Linked DNA regions of Homo sapiens: all the other regions are linked to region 2. Evidence: chromatin loops called from intact Hi-C (ENCODE). Cell type or tissue: heart right ventricle. All regions are shown on one strand.

What was found. Hi-C counts contacts between places; a loop is a spot of excess contacts. Peaks named below come from ENCODE experiments on the same cell type or tissue, not always from the same donor. Only the 100,000 strongest peaks of a DNase experiment are listed, where the experiment ranks them.
Region 1: it touches region 2 in a loop (8-fold over the local background); 86 of 110 quality-filtered maps call a loop at or near these places.
Region 3: a loop joins it to region 2, with 15 times the contacts of the local background. A loop is called at or near these places in 81 of 110 quality-filtered maps.

The regions. Positions count from the first base shown.
Region 1 is chr12:124,033,938-124,038,937 of GRCh38, reverse strand. The region is part of intron 2 of ZNF664-RFLNA (ZNF664-RFLNA readthrough); the gene reads right to left. Among named protein-coding and RNA genes, the nearest start is that of ZNF664-RFLNA, 63 kb to the right of the region's middle. In heart right ventricle, a CTCF peak has its summit at 2,160 (motif pointing left); a DNase peak (open chromatin) is centred at 2,177.
Region 2 is chr12:124,318,754-124,323,753 of GRCh38, reverse strand. No RefSeq gene overlaps it. Among named protein-coding and RNA genes, the nearest start is that of MIR6880, 16 kb to the left of the region's middle. RefSeq lists enhancers at 1,589-1,668, 2,176-2,285, 2,716-2,785. In heart right ventricle, a CTCF peak has its summit at 2,570; a DNase peak (open chromatin) is centred at 2,583; H3K27ac peaks cover 690 bases.
Region 3 is chr12:124,051,596-124,056,595 of GRCh38, reverse strand. All of the region lies in intron 2 of ZNF664-RFLNA (ZNF664-RFLNA readthrough), which reads right to left. Among named protein-coding and RNA genes, the nearest start is that of ZNF664-RFLNA, 81 kb to the right of the region's middle. In heart right ventricle, CTCF peaks have their summits at 2,359 and 2,564; a DNase peak (open chromatin) is centred at 2,555.

The DNA.
Region 1 (5,000 bases), 280 kb after region 2:
AGGTGCTGGATTTGAATCCAGAGCCTGTGGCTGAACTGCCCTTTAGTGATGAAAAGGAGATTTTTAAGGAAAGTGGGAAAAAAAAATATTAAAAATATAAATATAAAATGTATATTTTTTCCCTGAAAAAAGTTTCAGGGAAATATTTGAACCTGAAACTTAATAAAGTGATTAGGGAAGGATGGATGTTTATATAAATCAGGGTAAATCATGCTTATGTAAATCAGCCTAGTAATTGGGGACCTGGGCGTGACTGTCATATCACCTTATTTCAATGGACCAAAAACACGTTATATTTTCGTTTTTTAAACAAATCTATTTTAAGTTACTAATACCATTTCTTTCAACAAAGGTAAAAACAAAGAATCACTTGAATTGTTTATCTGCCACTGAATTTATTTTTTAAGTCAAACTTTTCCCACTGATTTATAATTTCAGGAATGCTGAAATTTTTGTATAAAAAATTCATATTTGTATAAAAATATTTGTATGAATATTTGTATAAAGGTGATTTAGTGTTTCATCTTGCATAAAACAAATTTATCCCATTTCACTGCCTCATGCTCCCGTTTAATCAGAATACTTCCCACTTAAAAAATACATCCCACTTCACCTGCTGGGATTCGCACTTAACAAAAGATCTGATTAATCCCTGAGGCATGACAAAGACTCTGTCCTTGATCAAATGTTAGGTTCCTCAGAGTCCTCTTCCCCAGGAGGCCTCATCCTCAGGTTCTGTCTCCTCTCAGTAATTTTCCTCCATTACCCACTCTGCCTCTTGACTATAATCTACAGCTGTCTTTGCTGTTTTCGGAGTTGAGCCCTATCTCTCTCCCCTACTGTGACGGTCGTGACCCCTCAAAATGGTCCTGAATAGTGTCTTCCTTACGTGTTTTTTTTTTTTTTTTCCGGAGTCTCGCTCTGTCGCCCAGGCTGGAGGGCAGTGGCGCGATCTCAGCTCACTGCAAGCTCCGCCTCCCGGGTTCACGCCATTCTCCTGCCTCAGCCTCCCGAGTAACTGGGACTACAGGCGCCCGCCACCACGCCCGGCTAATGTTTTGTGTTTTTAGTAGAGACGGGGTTTCACCGTGTTAGCCAGAATGGTCTCGATCTCCTGACCTCGTGATCCGCCCGCCTCGGCCTCCCAAAGTGCTGGGATTACAGGCGTGAGCCACTGCGCCCGGCCGAGAATTTTTTCTTTAACGGGCAGAACAACTCGCCACTGACCCTACTTGGAAGTATCTTAGTGAAAGTTTTCATATAATGCAAAGCTACTTGACTTTGAAAACCAAACTTCAAAATAAGACTGCTCCAAGAACATTCCAGGATATTGTCTTTCTCTCCTCTCCCCAAGTGGTCTGCAGTAATTCTGGAATGATTCTCAGAACATTCCAGAATGTTCTCTCTCTCCTCTCCCCAAGTGGTCTCCTTCATTCCTACAACACTCAGAGATGATTTTCAGTCATTCCAGAAGGATTCCAGAATGTTCTCTCTCTCCTCTCCATTGGTCTCATTCATTCCTACAGCACTCAGAGATGATTCTCAGCCATTCTCCCAGGGTCACCCCAGCATGGGCCCCATCACCCCCAAACTGCCCCCACAGAGAGTTTCCTGCCTCTTCTCTTTCCTCTCCAATTCAATACTACCAGTCACTTCCCCACTGAAAACTCCCCCGTGTCATTCAACATCATGAATAAGTTCCAAATTCCCTAGCTCTGGACCATCGAATCCCTTCCAGCATCCCTAACAGATCCTGGGTTCCAGAACCTTCTGGTCTCTTCACTTGCTCTTGACATCATGGCCTCCCGGAATATCGCGATGCCAGCTCCCACCCACCTGAATCTCCACAGTTTCGCCCCATTCTTCTGACTTCAAACACATGCCGAGCTGTACTGTGGTTCTCTCTCCTCCCTGTGGGTCAGAAGAGTCCCAAGGGTAGGAACTATTTTATTTCTTCACCACCCACAGTGCGTAGCACAATGCATTAGTCATGGTGGGTATTCGGTAAATACGTATTGAACAATTGAACAAAAGTCACCATTGAATTCAATAGACTGGGAAACAGGGAAAGCATCTTAAAATACTGATTTTCTGGGAGAACTTTTTTTAATTGCCAAATGAAAATTTTAAATCATACAAAGCACACAGGTGCCCCCTTGTGGCTGCGAAACAGTGCAGCATCACCAACAAAAATGGCTGACTCCCAGAGTATGAGAAAGAGGGAGAGATTAGGTTAATTAGTTCAATTAGTTTAGTTCTGAGATGTCCAGCCTGGAGTCTTTCTTCCCTGTAACAACCGGCGGGTGTACAACGAAACCATTCCAATCACAAGCCTAAGGTCTACACAAGCAGCTCAGTAGCTGTTGTTACTCTGAGAACTCAGCTCCTTTGTATGCCTGGCAGGTAACCGGAGCTGTGGCTACAACAGGGGGTTTGACTGGGCCCCTTCAACTTAATTAAAGGAAACGTCAGAAGCACAACAATCGGCTGCAGGGTGGGACCTTGATTGCATCATGGTTAAAATAAACCAGCAGTAGGAGACGTTTGCGAGAGTCCACAAAAAAACCTGTACATGAAAATGTTCATAGCAGCTTTACTCATCATCGCCAAATGGAAGATTCAGCCTAAATGTCCCTCAACAAGTGATGGATGAGTAAATGGTGGACACATCATGTGACAGGCTACTCCATAACAATAAAAATCACAGGCTATTGTGACACACACGACATGGGTACATAACAAAAGCATTATGCCATGTGAAAGCAGCCTTACACAAGGGCACCATGCTATTTATATGAACTTCCAGAAGATGCAGTGATAGGAAAAAGTCAAATCAGGGGTTGTGTGGAGTGGGGGGATTGACTGGGAAGGGACATGGGGAACCTTCTGGGGTGATGAAAATGTTTGCTATCTTCACAGGGGTTTGGGTTAGACAGCTAACTATTTGCTCAATTCATCAAATATTATACTGGAAATTTGGGTCTTTTATTTATATGTCAATTTTACCTCAAAAGGAAAGAACCTAATAAATACTGGACTCCAGCAAATGATACTCATGCTGAAGTGTTTAGGGGGAAGGGTGCTGATATCTGCATCTCACTCTGAAATGCACTGAAAAATTAAGATGGATTAATGGGTGACTGGAAAGATGGATAGACGGACAGGTATACAAGAAAGCACACAGCCAAATGGTAATTCCACAACTAGGTGGTGGATATATAGATGCTCACTGTAAGAGTCCTTCAATTCATCTGATGTTTGAAAATATTTTTATGATAAAATCTTGGAGGAAAAGACATTGGGAATAACTGGGGATATCTGAATATCGACTGCGGGTTAGATAATTCAATACTAGGGATGTCTGAATATTGACTTGGTGTTAGATGATTCAGTGAATTGCGTTAATCTTTTATGTGTGATGATGATGGTGCCATGGTTAGTAGGAAGATGTCCCTATTTTTAGAGACACATTCTAAAGTATTTAGAGGTGTTATAACATCTGAAATATGCTTCAAAATACTCCAGGGGGCAGAAAATGAAGCTAATATTGCAAAGTGTTGTAATGATGACACCCACGTGATGAACTTAGGGGTGTCAGTTACACCATTTGCTCTCCCTGTTCATGAGAAGGAGGACATACTCTCCCAAGGAGCCTGGACTGCAACATTTGAAGTTCTGTCTCTTCTGTCTTGTCCAGCTGCCTGCTGACATTTTTCCTTTTAAAATTTACATAGTTAACAATTTGCTAGCCTGATAATGAGCATGAAGACAGAAGAGAAATTCAAAGAGAATGAGTGAGACGAGAAAATAAAAGATAACAAAATTAACCAGTCAGAATGACGAAAGGCTTAGAAAAAGGCTGGGTAACCGGGAAGGAGGGAGCGTGTGGGTCCTCGTGTCCCAGGACGTCTTCATGACGTGCCCCTCCGACCCCTCCTGCCTTTCTCGCTGGCTTCACCAGGTATCTCTCCAAAGTCAAGGCCTCAATGGTACGCACCACAACCTATCAGCCAGCAGGGTCCCAGGTCCTCCCTCCCATCTCTCCTCTCTAATCGGCCTTCTCCAGCTCTGCGGCCACATCACATCTCAAGAGTCTGTCAGTTCAACTTTTGCGGGTCTCCCAAAGGGTCTGGTGTAAGCCCCTTCCGACCTATCCTATAATCTCCTGCCCAAGATATTTCCTGATTATTTTTCTCCCCAATGCCTCTGTTGCGGAGATTTAATTTTAAGTGCTCTAGCATGGAGCCCCTGGCAAGGGAGATAAAAAGGGCTTTAGCGTCTCCCGAGGCCCGGTTTAGAATCCCAGATCCATCACTTACTTAAATGGGGAATTTGGACCAATCAGTGAACCTTGTGTTCCGCAATTTCTTCCTCTGGAAAATGGGCATGTCAATTGGGATTGAAAGTTACAGCAGCACAGCGCCGCCTGCTCCTGGAATGCACAAATGGCGCGTTTCTTTATTTTGCATGCCCACAGCTCGGCATTTGAGACTCCTCCCTAACCCTCTAACCATATTGCTCAGACAATTCAAATTCCAGCAACAACGAGGTAGTTACAGTTCCCCAGACGCAGGCTGTGACTTCATGCTTCAGTTCTTCATGTAAGTTTACAGTTTTCAAAGTGGGGTCCCTAGAACAACAGCGTCAGCATCCCCTGGGAACTCGTTAAAAACAAAAACAAATTCCCAAGCCTTACCCCAGACCCAGTGAATCAGAAACTGGGGGGCAAGGCCCAGAGATTGGTGTTTTCATGAGCCCTCCAGGTGGTTCTGATGTAGGCTTAATGTTGAGAACCACTGGTATATATTCTCTCCTCTGCTTAAAGTGTGCTTTCTCACTGTACCTGTCAAGTGAACTCCTACACATCCCTCAAAGCCCTTCTGTAGAAAGCCTCTCCTGGCTCCCAGGACCCTAGATAGGGTGATTTTCAGCCCCTAGCAAGGTGATCCTCACTTCTTCAGGGCTGTCCCAGAAGTAAAACTACTGGGTCATCTGGTAGA
Region 2 (5,000 bases):
TGTCAGGTATTCACACCATGGCGAGGGTGTCAAGTCACACCCATGGTGAAGGTGTCAGATGTTCACACATATTGAGAGGGTGTCAGGTATTCACACTCATGGTGAGGATGTTAGGTGTTCACACTCATGGCAAGAGTATCAAATATACACAGGGTGAGGGTGTTGGGTATTCACACCCATGTGTCAGGTGTTCACACTCATGGTGAGGATGTTAGGGGTTCACACTCATGGCAAGAGTATCATATACACAGGGTGAGGGTGTTGGGTATTCACACCCATGTGTCAGGTGTTCACACTCATGGTGAGGATGTTAGGGGTTCACACTCATGGCAAGAGTATCACATATACACAGGGTGAGGGTGTTGGGTATTCACACCCATGTGTCAGGTGTTCACACTCATGGTGAGGATGTTAGGTGTTCACACTCATGGCAAGAGTATCACATATACACAGGGTGAGGGTGTTGGGTATTCACACCCATGTGTCAGGTGTTCACACTCATGGTGAGGATGTTAGGTGTTCACACTCATGGCAAGAGTATCACATATACACAGGGTGAGGGTGTTGGGTATTCACACCCATGTGTCAGGTATTCACACTCGTGAGGATGTTAGGTGTTCACACTCATGGCAAGAGTGTCACATATACACAGGGTGAGGGTGTTGGGTATTAACACCCATGTGTCAGGTGTTCACACTCATGGTGAGGATGTTAGGTGTTCACACTCATGGCAAGAGAATCACATATACACAGGGTGAGGGTGTTGGGTATTCACACCCATAGTGAAGGTGTCTAGTATTCACACCCGTGGAGTCCAGAATGGCCATCACTTCCTAATTGTAGTATTCTAATGTCATCCCTGCCCATAGAGATCATGACCGGGGATGTCCTGGTGTGTTTTGAATACAGGCAGGAGAGAGAGCAACTCCTGCCAGCTTGTTCAGGTGCCTCTTGGGTTCAAGTCTACCACATCTTGGGTGTGCCCTGTCTTGTGTCCGCAGCATCCCTTCTGGAGCAGAGTGGAACCTGGGAATGGCCACAGTTCTTCACTATTGACCCAGTCACCCTCGGCCTTGTCCCTTGGTGCCAGTGGCCTGGCCCTCCCCCTCATTTACCTGCCCTTTCCGTATGCTGCCACAGCAGCACGGCTGCCCCTCCACACTCCCCCAAAGCCTGACACCCCACCTGGTGCCCGGTCCCGTGTGCAGTGTCAGTCCCCAGAGCCAGATTGGGTGGCTGAGCTGGAAGAGCGTGAGAGAGACTTCATATGCCCACTGGCCCCCAGGTATAGCTACAGGCGCCCTGGCATGGGGAGTGCACTGGGGCCCCCTGTGGTGCCACTGCCTGCTTCCCTAGAGAGAGGAAGCCCACCCTTGCCCTGGAGCTTCCCCTGCTGGTCCAGAGTGTCTTGAAGCCTCCTGGTAGGGTTTCCATCTGGACAGCCCCATCACAACCTCTTAGCCATCCTATGTCCCCAAGCCCATGGGGACAGCGCTGGCCTGAGTGTGGCCGCTGAGGCCTGCCCCCATCCTAGAGCAGAGGTCAGAGAACCTTTCCTCTTGGCAGAGCCATGAGGTCAGCTCTGCCCCAATAGCATTCCTGGAGCCACTGTGGAGTGAAGACCCCCAGTCTGTGTCCCACTCCACCCAAGACCCACCAGACATGTAGACAGTTGGCAGCCAGGAAACGCCTGCCCTGCAAAAGCTGAGTCTTGCTGGGTGGGTTCCCAGGGTGGCCCCAGCTTCCCAGGCCCCTAAAAGCTTTCGGAGTACAAAGGGGGTGGGAGGTGGGTCCTCTGCCCCTCATGGGCGCAAGATAATCTGCAAAGCAGGGCATGCTCTTTTTGTTCTTCCTTCAGAAGTGCGTCTGAGTCATGCTAAGCGTGGGGATACCCAGGGTCCTGGAATTCTGCCTGTCCCCATCTCTCAGCCTTCATGCCCAGGCAGTCTGGGATGCTGACCTCAGTTCACCCAGAAAGAGGCAGTCCCAAATCCCCAAAGAGGGCCCACCCTGGCCCAGCTACTGGTAAGCAGGGACAAAGGGGTGGTGCCAACACAGATGGAATTCATCCTTGGGGGCTCTGATGGGGATTTGCCAGCAAGGATAGCCAAGGCTGGGGGTCCCTGGCCCTGTGCTGGTGTCTGACCAGCCTCACATCCAGCACTGCAGAAACCAGCCCCACAGGACTGGGGGGCAATGAAAGGGAGAACCATGGTCTGCTGGAAGCAGAAATTGCCACCTTCTGCCCTGACCTTCCCAGGGGACCCAAAGCCTCCAGGGCCCAGGCTTGCCCAGGGTCCTGCCTCCCCTGGAGTGGGGACCAGGGAGGAGGGGCATCCTCAGGGGCTCTGCCCAGCCTCACTGGCTCTCGGTGTCCCACCCTGATTACTGTGCCCAGGTTAAAAATAAGCAGAAGCCTTGGGCCCATGCAGGACCTGGATTCCAGCTTGGTGACTGTGATCTGTGTGAACTTGGGGATGCTTTGGGTGCCCTCTGGGCCTTGGTTTCTCATCTGTGCGCTGGGCTTTCATGCGTCCCAACAGGGCTGAGCCTGGTGCTGGGCTGTAGTTCTGAGGCCGGCAGGCAGATGGCAGTGTGGGGCCGGCAAAGGGCACTGTCCCAGGCAGGCCTGCCCTCCACCCAGGGCACAGAGTGGCCCCTACCCAGAATCCAGGATGGGTTGGGGTGTTGGTCATGCCAGCCGCCAGGGGTTACCCACTCACATCGGTGAGGCCCAAGATCCCACAGCACCTTGTTGAGCCACCAGTTAGACCAGAGAGATGGGAGTGGATCACAGGGCTCAGCCCTCACGGTCATCACCATCAGCCCCTGTCTCTGTGCCTCTGAATTGGTACCACTCAGCACCATGGCGTATCTTCTCTGAGGACCAGGGACTTAGACCCAACCCAGGCGGTTGTTTGCAGGTGCATGGAAAGCTCGCAGCCTCCTGCCCTCAGAGGGTCCACTCTGTCTCCCAGCTACAGCCAGTTGGTCCTCAGCCTTCAAAGAGGTCATCCTACCTACCCCCAAAGAGGTCATCCCACCTACCCCCAAAGAGGTCATCCCACCTACCCCCAAAGAAAGAGGTCATCCCACCTACCCCCAAAGAAAGAGGTCATCCCACCTACCCCCAAAGAAAGAGGTCATCCCACCTACCCCCAAAGAAAGAGGTCATCCCACCTACCCCCAAAGAAAGAGGTCATCCCACCTACCCCTAAAGAAAGAGGCCATCCCACCTACCCCTAAAGAAAGAGATCATCCCACCTACCCCCAAAGAAAGAGGTCATCCCACCTACCCCTAAAGAAAGAGGTCATCCCACCTGCCCCCAAAGAGGTCATCCCACCTACCCCTAAAGAGGTCATCCCACTTACCCCTAAAGAAAGAGGTCATCCCACCTACCCCTAAAGAAAGAAAGAGGTCATCCCACCTACCCCTAAAGAAAGAGGTCATCCCACCTACCCCTAAAGAAAGAGGTCATCCCACCTACCCCTAAAGAAAGAGGTCATCCCACCTACCCCTAAAGAAAGAGGTCATCCCACCTACCCTTAAAGAAAGAGGTCATCCCACCCGCCCCCAAAGAAAGAGGTCATCCCACCTGCCCCCAAAGATGTCATCCCACCTACCCCCAAAGAAAGAGGTCATCCCACCTGCCCCTAAAGAAAGAGGTCATCCCACCCACCCCCAAAGAAAGAGGTCATCCCACCTCCCCCCAAAGAAAGAGGTCATCCCACCCGCCCCCAAAGAAAGAGGTCATCCCACCCGCCCCCAAAGAAAGATGTCATCCCACCCCTGTCTTATGTGGCTTTTTCACTGCTGCATCTTTAAAATGAAGACTCATGCTGTTCCCCTGACCCCCATCTCCCTGGAAAACCCCTATACACACTTCAAAACCCAGCTGGGGCATTACTTCCTTGAAGAGCACACTGCCCTGGCCTATCTTCTCTCCCCTCTGGGTCTCTGATAACACAGTGCAATCCTTGTCTCAAACCCGACGGAACCCTCGAGGGGCAGAGCTCTTGTCTTTCTCCTCCTGACCCTGCCTTTGGCTCTGAACCTCCCTGGCAAGTGTGTTGTGAAGTGACGCTGCGAGTGTCTAGTTCTCAAAAGAAAGCTAGAAAGAGCTCTGTAAAGGACAGTTGGTGGCAAATGTCACCATGTCTTAGGACATCGAGAAGTTGGTTAAATGCAGATTCCTGGGTCCACCTAGACAGTCTGATGATGCTCTAGGTCCAGGGTGGGGCCCAGGAATCTGTGTTTTCAACAAGCAGCCCAGGGGTTTCTGGTGGGGGTGGTTGACGACCCTCACCATGATGGCAGGGGCGGTGCCCAAGGTTGGAGCTAGGCCTTCACCTGGAACCTGGCTCCTTCGCTTCCATCTGATCAGGAGGTCTCCAGTAAGTGCACAAAAGTCTCTGTAGAAGGAGACCTGGCCACCAGCCCCAAGAGCTGCTGCCCCACAGGGCAGCAAAGGACTGGTCCCAAAGACCCTGGGGTTGGCTCCAGACAAGCTTTCCTGGGATGACACAGATAAACTGGAGCAGTCAGGGTGGCTTCCTGAAGGAGGCAGGTCTAGGGAAGGGAATAGGCTGAGAGGAGAAAACCTGTGTGGGCAAAGGCTAGGAGGTGAGGCCCAACCAAGGACCCTCGGGAGCCCACGACCATGGGCTGGACGTGAGTCCCTGTGGGGGCCCAGGAGTGTCTGGGGTGGTGAGCCGTTGCTTAATAAGGTAACTTGCCGGTTTTCTGAAATCAGGGCAGTTTTGTCTCGCAAGGGTGCTGATGGATTGTGAGGGAGAATTAGACCTGGGAGGCCAGTGTGGGACCAGGATAAGGGGCTGGCACAGTGGAGAGGCCAGGACACAGCCCCCTTGCCCTGGGGAGGGGATCGGGGACAGACACCATGGCGTGAGGGGGCAGGGGGCTCGGGGATCAGCACGATGCAAAGGCATGTCACGGCCAGCTGCCTGGTCCTGGCCCCGTCATTCGACCCCACCACGGC
Region 3 (5,000 bases), 270 kb after region 2:
ATACGGGGACTCAGACTGAACGGACAGTAGCCTGCCAGGCAAGCTCTTCTCATGGTGAGAGCACAGATGCATGAGGGCGAGTGGGAACACGCCATGCTTTTTAAAGCCTAAGCTTAGCCAAGAGTGGTGGCTCACGCCTGTAATCCCAGCACCTTGGGAGGCCAAAGCAGGTGGATCATCTGAGGTCAAGAGTTCGAGACCAGCCTGGCCAACATGGTGAAACCCCATCTCTACTAAAAATACAAAAAATTAACTGGGCGTGGTGGCAGGAGCCTGTAATCACAGCTACTTGGGAGGCTGAGGCAGGAGAATCGCTTGAACCTGGGAGGCAGAGATTGCAGTGAGCTGAGATCGTGCCATTGCACTCCAGCCTGGGCATCTCAAAAATAAAAATAAAAATATAAAATATAAATAAAGCCTAAACTTAGAACTGGCATGCCGTCACTTCCAATAAGCAGAAAAATCAGAAATTCTTGACAACACTGTTTGAGAGCCCTGATCTGTCCATGCTTGAAGCAGTTATAACTATCCTGGACTTTTCAGTTATATGAGCCAGTGGTTTTTAACCTAAAGTCAGTTGAGTTAGGTTTTCTAACATCTTTAAACAAGCAGGTTCATATTACAGGGATCACAGGTCTCTCTCTCTCTCTCTCTCTCTATTGTTCTTTTAGGATAAGTAAGGCTGAAAGTTGGACTAGAGATACAGGCAACTAGTAATAAGTTATTGAAGTTTACAAAAGAAAACGCCCATGAAGTATTGCAGCGGATAGGAAAGGAGGGAAGGCTTCAGGATACAGCCCCGCAAAATAAGCGCCAACTCCTGACACCCTGTTAAGGGTCCCCACAGAGGCCCACCTAAATGCCCATCTCCTTTAGATAGAAATATCCTATGCTTTCCTGAAACTAGACTATTGGATGTTCCCCAAACAAAGCCCCCTCTTACCCATTTTGTTTAACAAACCATTTATTAAACACCGACTGTATGTGATGCACTGTGCTAGGTTCTAGGGATGGGAGGGAGGGCAAGATAGATGAGGTCCTTTTCATGGTACAAATAGTGAAGCTTGGATGGCTGGCCTCAAACAAGCGATATCCGTAAATGTGGTGCGTGTCCTAATAACAGCACATTCGGCAGAATGAGACTCAGGGAAGAGGTCCCACATTTTCACTGGTCAAAACCTATTCATCTGTCCTAAGAGACACCACTTGCTATAACAAACCACCCCAGCAGCTCAGTGGCTGAATTCTATCTTCTCTTACATCATAGTGTGATGTGGGTTGGGTAGCTCTCCTGGACAGCTCTTTTCAACAAGCACTCAAGGATACTGGCTTCTACCACTTATCTTAAACATGTGGGCTCTGTGTGGAAGAGAAAGGGAAAGCTTGGATGGCCACACAAGGGGTGTTACAGTCAGACATGGAAGTGGCATATTTCTTTTTTTCTTTTTTCTTTTTTTTTTTGAGACAGAGTTTCACTCTTATTGCCCAGGCTGGAGTGCAATGGCGCAATCTCAGCTCACTGCAACCTCCGCCTCCCAGGTTCAAGCAATTCTCCTGCCTCAGCCTCCCGAGTAGCTGGGATTACAGGCATGTGCCACCACGGCCGGCTAATTTCGTATTTTTAGTAGAGATGCGGTTTCTCCATGTTGATCAGGCTGTTTCGAACTCCCGACATCAGGTGATCCACCTGCCTCAGCCTCCCAAAGTGCTGGGATTACAGGTGTGAGCCACCGCGCCTGGCCGGAAGTGGCATATTTCACTTCCACCACTTCTGACTGGCTCTATCGCATGGCCCAGCCACGTGACTCTAACCTCATTGCAACACAGGCCCGGGAAGAGAAAATGGGATGGGTGGGCATCCGGCCCGTCCCTGCAGTGTCATCTTTCAAGGTCTGCCTCCAGTGCCACCAGCTCCACGGAATGGGAGATATCCCGTCCCCTGAAGGAAGGTCCCTCCCTCTTCTCACTTGCTCTGCACTTTACTGGTGACTGTGATGGGCTTCACTTTCTGTTTTGGCCATTTGTGAGTCTGTCTGTCCCCTCCTAATTAGATGGAACCCTCTTGAGGGCAGAGATCCTGTCTAAGTCGCCTTAGCGTCTCCCATAGTATCTGCCACGCTCACGGATGGTGGGCAGCCCACATGTTTATGTGCTGAATTGAGGATGGCAAACCGCCATCACTGGTTTGAACCGTAGAGTAAAAGTTGAAATGTTCTTTTCCCATTTCTTCTCTCAGGCCACCCTGAGACCAATTCTCATTCTAAAAATAATTGCAGTGTCTTTTAAAGGGGAGATTTCTATGTGCCTATAAAATCCCACCATTGACATTTATACCTATGTTCCGTTTCTTTCTACAATTCATTATATTTTTCCACTCTTTACTTCTAGCGAATGGAAAGTGGGTTTAAAAATAGACCAGTGTATTACAGGAAAATTCTCGATCCTAGAAAAAACAGAGAGGGCCACTTCAAAGGAAGTGAGTGGAGCTGCTCTCCTGCGGGCTTGGAGGTTGAAGGACCTTTGTTTCTCATGCGTTGTGCTTGACTGCCCCCTTGCTGGTACGCAGCAATCACGGCCTGTTCTAGCAGAGAGAGGGGGGTTTTGAAGAAATAAGCTTCCCCGGAACTGCGTCCTGAAGCTGTCTGCACGGAAATATGTACAAAGGGAAAAGGAGGAGAAAGAAATGTGGAACAGATCTAGTTGATTCTCAGTTGGCATATCACAGGGAACGTTTTCTATCCCATTTCCCTGTTCAGCGCGAGAGGTGGGGGTTTTTCCTCTCTCCTTGCTGTCGCCTGCCTTTATTTTTCTGAGAGGCTTTTTCTGTTCACTTTACTCTCGTCCTGTTAAGCTGCCTCCCTCCACTCTCTCCTTGAAGCCAAAGACTCAATTCCACTCTGCCTCCTAGAGTTATGAAGACCTTGATTTTTTTTTTTTTTTTTTTAGACAGGGTCTCACTGTGTTGCCCAGGCTGGAGTGCAGTGGTGCAATCTTGGCTCACTGCAGCCTCAACCTCCCAAGTCCAAGCCAACCTCCCACCTCAACCTCCTGAGTATCTGGGACCACAGGCACGCACCACCACGCCTGGCTAATTTTTGTATTTTTTGTAGAGATGGGCTTTGCCATGTTGCCAGTTCAAGTTCAGGCTGGTGTTGAACTCCTGAGCTCAAGCCTGCCTCAGCCTCTCCCAAAGTGCTGGGATTATAGGAATGAGCTCCCCGCCCGGCCGAGACCTTCCTTGACTTTTAGAGCTGAAAAAAGACTAATCAGCAGCTTGTAGGGCTTTTTCATTTTATGGAGGGGGCATCCTGGTAATTCGTCTCTTCTTTTGTAGTTCAGAGAGCTTCCATTGGGGATTTTCAACTAAAATGCAGGACTGCAGAATCCAATTTGTGAAAAGGCTCTTAACCAGGACCTGGGAGGAGATTTTGGAGCTTGAAGGTTCCTTTCTAAGCTCAGGTTAATATATATAGGACTGAAAGCACCTCCGGAGCAGTGAGGTGTCTGGGGTCCAGACACAGGGAGATGGCGCAGGGGCACCCAGCACACGTTTCCACGTGCCCTTTCCCTTTCATCTTCTCCTCCACTAAAGACAAGGTAGGGCTGATATTTTCTTTCACTTAAAAGAAAACAGAATCCCGGGCGCGGTGGCTCAAGCCTGTAATCCCAGCACTTTGGGAGGCCGAGGCGGGTGGATCACGAGGTCAGGAGATCGAGACCATCCTAGCTAACACGGTGAAACCCCGTCTCTACTAAAAATACAAAAAATTAGCCGGGTGCGGTGGCGGGCGCCTATAGTCCCAGCTACTCAGGAGGCTGAGGCAGGAGAATGGCGTGAACCCGGGAGGCGGAGCTTGCAGTGAGCCGAGATTGCGCCACTGCACTCCAGCCTGGGCGACAGAACGAGACTCCGTCTCAAAAAAAAAAAAAAAAAAAAAGAAAAAGAAAACAGAATCTGTGGCCCTCAATCCATCATGGTAGCGCCGGGCTGGGAGCCGTCCTTTGACACGTTCATCTGGGGTGTTGGGGACTCAGGAGACAAAACGACTTCCCCCGCCTGTTATGGAAATCCCAACAACCCCTGGAGATATGAATGCCTCTTGGGAGGGGAAAATCATACCGAAGGATCAATTTGATTTCTTCATCACCAGAAAATTAGATCCCTGATGACTTGGTGTGAGTGTCCTGGAGACTCTTCGTCTGCACCTCTCCCACAGCCCAAGCTAAAGCCACCTCCCCATCCCTCAAAACCTGTCGTTTCATGGAAGCAAACAGATTTAGCAAGAGTTTTTTCAGTCCTCACTAAATGTTTTTTTCTAAACAGTCACTTTACTAGGAAGTGAAATACTAATGTCTTCACCTAACTCAACCACCTGGACCAAAGAGTAACTGAGTGAAGCCATTTCCCGAGAGATGGGAGGCAGCCTTCCTTCCATCTGCAGCATGTATTCAGACACAGACTTACAGGTCACATTTCCACAACGTCTACAAAAGCCCCAGAGGAAAGAATTAACGGGGAAAACAAGTGTTTAATTCTTCAAGTTAAGAACAACCACACACACACACATACACACACAGGCCTACGGGAAAAAACACGCATTATGCCTAAACCATTAGATAAACACCACTTCCTCTTCCAGTTATTTGAAATCCAAAAGATCTAATTATTGGATTTTCTTGCATTAGCCTGACTCCTTAAAGGAAGGAGCCAAATAAATAAAACTGAATTCACAGACCCCAAATCATTTGCGCTGTATTAAAATCTTCAGAAGTTGAAGGTGAAGGCCAAGTTTATGAATACAAATTGCTCCTATAACGTGAGGAATAAAATAACGTGTTTTAACTGTGGAAACTGAGGCATAAAGCGTAGTACAGACCTAAGAATAAACACAGGGTTGGGCGCGGTGGCTCACACCTGTAATCCCAGCACTTTGGGAGGCCGAGGTAGGTGGATCACTTGAGGCCAGGAGTTCATGACCAGCCTGACCAACATGTCAAAA